Linked DNA regions of Homo sapiens: region 1 is linked to region 2. A link is a loop called in an ENCODE intact Hi-C map of the cell type or tissue named here. Cell type or tissue: MCF 10A. All regions are shown on one strand. Region 1 overlaps MLLT3 (MLLT3 super elongation complex subunit). Region 2 has its middle 140 kb from the start of SLC24A2.

Evidence for each region. Hi-C counts contacts between places; a loop is a spot of excess contacts. Peaks named below come from ENCODE experiments on the same cell type or tissue, not always from the same donor. Only the 100,000 strongest peaks of a DNase experiment are listed, where the experiment ranks them.
Region 1: it touches region 2 in a loop (4-fold over the local background); 8 of 110 quality-filtered maps call a loop at or near these places.

What each region holds. Positions count from the first base shown.
Region 1 is chr9:20,406,217-20,408,716 of GRCh38, forward strand. All of the region lies in intron 5 of MLLT3 (MLLT3 super elongation complex subunit), which reads right to left. Among named protein-coding and RNA genes, the nearest start is that of MIR4473, 3.8 kb to the right of the region's middle. In MCF 10A, a CTCF peak has its summit at 989 (motif pointing left); no DNase peak of the experiment used is centred here.
Region 2 is chr9:19,924,919-19,927,418 of GRCh38, forward strand. It overlaps a transcript of SLC24A2 not described here. Among named protein-coding and RNA genes, the nearest start is that of SLC24A2, 140 kb to the left of the region's middle. RefSeq lists enhancers at 1,233-1,527, 1,453-1,562. In MCF 10A, a CTCF peak has its summit at 1,239 (motif pointing right); a DNase peak (open chromatin) is centred at 1,263.

The DNA of each region.
Region 1 (2,500 bases), 480 kb after region 2:
CTGGGCCATATAGCGAGACCCTGTCTCAAAAATAAATAGAAAGTCTTCTCCCACTGACCCCACACCCTCATCTCTACTAATTCATGCCTCTTTCCTTCAAAGACCAGCTCAAATTCTAACTTTGTACTATCTGGACCACCTCATGCAGTGACCGTACATAGGAAGTACCTACCACATACATATTTTTAAGCGTTACTGAACATTATTAGAGTAATGAAAGAATATTACAAACCATTAAACACATCTAGAAGAAAATGTTTTTAATAACTTAAAGTGACATGATAGTTTATCATACTTAAAAAAATAGGAGTGTCACATAATAAAGCAAAGGTCAGCAATTTATTGTTTAAAAACCAGTACCGTGATTCTAAGCACTGAGGTCTCAAACCAGGGCCACTCTAGTAATTTCTTTCTTTCTCTATTTATTTAAAGTAATACCTGAGGGACCCATATATGTATTTTCCTTCTATGACCGTGAAAGGCAAGAAAATTACCTTTTCTGTGTCACAGATTCTGAATATTTCTTCCTATCCCTGTACTCCCACATCCCTAACCTCTATATTTTCAGAATTCAAAGATAAAAGTGTTGTCTTCAAACATTTTAGTAAATGCTTCTCCATATTATCCTGCTTAATAGCAGGATCTTTGACTTTATCTGGGAATATATCACTGCACAATCACCTTTGGTGACCTAAGGAAGCTGCTTAGGGGTGATTTTTCCTTGTGGACCTTGACACTGCTTGCAAAGTTTACAGTCATAAATTGTAACCCTCTGAGAACAATTTCTCAAACTTGGTTAAATAATTACATAGACACCAAAAGAAAACAACCCTCTGTCTACTCCTACCATTGCATTATCTTGTCTCCTAATTCAAAGAAAGCACAGCCTACATTTTGAATAACTTAGAGAGGTTATAACATGAATTTACAAAATGTAACTAGGAAATTCAGAAAGGAGTCTCCAAACTGGAGGACACCATTTGTTATTTGGTGGCATCTTCTGGGAAAGGTTGATATTGCAGCTCAGCTCTGTGAAACATAAATTCTCTTGCAAAAGCACATGGGAAAAACTCTGGAAACAGAAAAATAATCCTGATGATATAGTATAATAAGGTGCAATCTAGACCCAAGAGAGTCAGTTTTATTTTAAGTGAGGATGTGTAAGAAGCTAGAGGCTCCTGGATGTTTCACAGCTCTTCCCTCAATCCTGGCTCTGCATGCCAAATCCACCTATGAGGACAACCTGTCACCTCCTGAAGGCCACTGGTAAAGCCCAAACCAATAGGTCAAAGAAACAGGATTCATATGGGGGACAACATGAGATATTCAAGGCTTTCCCAGCAGCACTGCCAACTTCATGTAGCACACCTCTACAATTTTAGTATGAATCCAAGGAAGAATAAGATTTGTTTTACCACCAACCTCCTCTTAGGTAGGTACACTACCTATCAAGTGGGTTCAAATCCTAGCTCCATCACTTCTAAAGATGGCAACCTTGGGGAAGATTCTTCATCTTGGAGCCTCAGCTTTTTCATCCATAAAATGGCAATAATAATAATAATACCTATTTCACAGAGCTGTCTCGAGGGGTGAATGAGTTAAATCATGTTAAGTACATAGAAGGGTGACTAACAGACTAAACACTCAAGTTTAGCTATGGCTATAAGGCATCTCTGTGGTATGGTAATGCTAGTCTTGCAAAGCCCATGTTGAGTCCCATTGTTGGCTTTATGTCTAAAGATGACAAATGGGATAATTCCATCAAATGCATAGGTCATAAAGCAAGAAACAATAATGCATTGAATAGGTGATGTAGCTCTCTTAAAGAAGGCTCACAGAATTTATTGGAAGAGAGATTCTGGCTCAATACATGTCAGTGGAAATGCTGAGTTTTGCCAATTGTTGATGACAACCAGCTTTGCAAAGATAGAGCCCCTGTGTATTCACAACCTTCTGCTACCCAAGGGCTTCTAAGGAATTCCTTAATTTAAGAACTGAGATACCACACTGGCCCTAGTATGTACTGAAACACGGAAACAAAAAGGCCTCCAACTGTTTTTTTTTTTAATCTCCTTTTTAACTGCTTTTTTCAAATAAACCAGGAATATGGATGAATAAATGAACAGCTGGTTGGCAAGGCTGCCTCCTCCTCAGTGTGATCACACCCAACACAGAAAAAAAAAATGCGTTAGAAAATAGGGACAGGTGAAACATCTCCATGCACCCAACAAAGTTAACTTTTGTCTGGTAATTTCAATTAATGTTCCACATTGAGCAGAATTTACCAGAGGAAGAACTGTAACCGTTCAGGTATTTTTACCTCCAGTTATAAAACACAGAAAACAGGAGCCTCCGATGAGAACCTGCCCCCTGGAGAGCCAGGGCAGCCCTTTAATGAATGGCCTCTCCAGCTGCTCCCTCACCATACTTACAGACTTTACAGCTCTTGCATGTGCTGGAATTACAAGTCATTAAAAAGCCACTTTGAAAACACAATAAA
Region 2 (2,500 bases):
AGCTCTTCTGACTGTTCTAGGCTCAGTACTCTTGAAAGTCAGGCTTCAAGTAGAGTCAATTCTAAGGGGTCTTTGGCCCCAGAGCAGTCAATGCATCAAAGTGGAATTTTCTATAGCATGCTTGGACCCTTGGCATCCAGCACCAAAGTAAAACACAGCTTGCCTTACATAAGGGAGCCTACATTATCACTCCCAGAATAACTGGTGACCCCACAGACCTGCACAGATGTGCTGTAGAACAAACAAACATCAGACGTTCTCTATAAGGACAGGTCTAGGCTGCACCTTTATCTATATCCAGTCAAAGATATATAGATTTATAGTGACCCAGAAAAGAATGCAGAGGAACCTGGAGAAAGCACCCTGCTGCTTAGATCTACAAATTTTGTTCATCTCATATATATAGGCACAGACAAAAAGGAATGTTGACAGGCTGTATTTACTTGATCTTTTTGTCATCTCTTAGAATCTAATACATGTGAAAATTTTGGCATAGGTAAGCACAATTACTTGTGGTAGACATATATATTTGTGAAGCTGTAACTCCTTGTGTATATATGTTTTATTCTTTACACATTAGTTCTTGCTGCCAAAAAGCTCTACATTTTATAATTCAATCAGCCAACACCTGTACCAAGATTTGGTCACTGGGAACTTCAAATATTTCGTATTTGAGAATGGGGAAAGAAAATCTGCAGAAAAAAAAATTGACCAGAACCTGCGTCATGTATTTTTCACAGGAAAGCTAATTATTAGAGGAGGATAAAAACCTGAGGTTCCCTGACTAGGGAGTGGAGTCTAGACAAGGGATCTGATGTGACAGGGTTCCTTCTCTATCCTCTTCAAAATGTAAGGAATGTTTGGCTTCTGGATTGTGTCAGAAAATAGAAGTAACAAATAGTCTTTATTCATAAAAAACTGGCTTTTCCTGACAGAGATTTTAATCGTGTGCTACACACGTGAATCCTTTTTAAAGAAATTGCTAGGGGCTGGGGAATTTCCAAGCCAACCTCCATTAACCTGCAGATTGAGCAAGACACACATCTGTTCTTTAATTGCACAGTATTTCGAATCAAAACAAACAAGCCCTTCCACAGAAAAGGGCCTGTTTTCCTGGTGATGGTTTTGGCTCGAGTTACCCTTTGTGTTGAGTATGTCTACTCTTCAGGCCATAAGGTAGCGATCTCACCGACACCTCCCTGTGTCACGATTCCCCTTAGTAGTCTGTGCTGCAGTCACTAAGCATGACCACTAGATGGCGGGAGAGGACTGAGTTGAGGTTATGGCGGCGGCTCCTTTCTCCCTGCAGGGTGGGAGGAACGCTGTTGTCTCTTTTTCTTCCTGCCCCTTTGTTTGACTTCACCATTCTCTGTTTCCTTTTCGCTCCGCTGTAGTTACGTGACTCACCTTTCATTCAGTACCTCCCTTCAAGGAAAGCCCTGTCTCCTGTCCTTGGACTGGGATCACACAGAGTTCTTGGGATGACCCTGGCTCTCCCGCGCCAGCCGCTCTGCTGCCAAGCGCAAGCATTCGCTCCCAGATGCTTCGCCCAGTTCTTTGCAAATGTCATCCAATCAGTGTCCAGGTGTTCACGGCTCATCACTGGCTTACTGCTCTGGTCTACATAGCTTGGGACATTGCTGTTTATGCAGGTATAAAAAAAAAAAAAGAAAAACAAAAGAAAGAAGGAACGGCAGCATCACAGAATGTGAATCAGAATATTAGTCTGTGGTACTGGGAGAGAAAAAGAAGATTCCCCAGAGAGGATGAAGACCAAACAGACTGCAGACCTGCCATCTCTCTACACTGCACTTGGATTGGCCATTTGCTGTATGCACCCGGGAAAAAAATTCAGAGGACCATGCTGTTGTGATAGCTGACCTAAAGACATTCTGGAGAGCACATGAGTTTGATTTTTACAAATGACTTAATAATCTGGGGGACCAAGCCAGGGCTGCAGAGTCTGGAAGAGCCCCCGCCAGCGGTGAGCAGAGGAGGAGGAGACCCAGAGTCAGGGGTGGTAGAGGAACGGGGTTTCCCAGGCCTCTTTTCACAGCAATTAGAGGTCTGTGTTCTCCTTGAGGCAGGGGCGTAACTCCCACAAGTGTTAATGAGATTTAACGAAGAGAAAGGGAGACTCCAGAGCTGCATTTCCAGTCGGGGCTTCCACAGCAGCAGAAGAGGACAGAGTTCTGCTGCTTCCAGCCGGACCTGGCAGAGAGTCCTGGAAGCCTGGACCTTAGCATGTTACCTTCATCAGCAATTCCACACTCCAGCCGGCATCGTAAGTCCCCAACCTGTGGTCGCCTAGCCCCTTCTACGAACCTTGTGAAGAGAAGCTGCCTGTGCCTTGGGCTAGAAAGTTCTCTCGCACTCTATCCAGTGCTTAAGCTCGCCTGCCTAGGTTTACATCCCAGCTCTGCTGAGTTTCCAGCTAAGCCTAGTTTCCTCCTCCAAAAAATGGAGATAATAAATGGCACCTACTTCACTTGCGGATCTA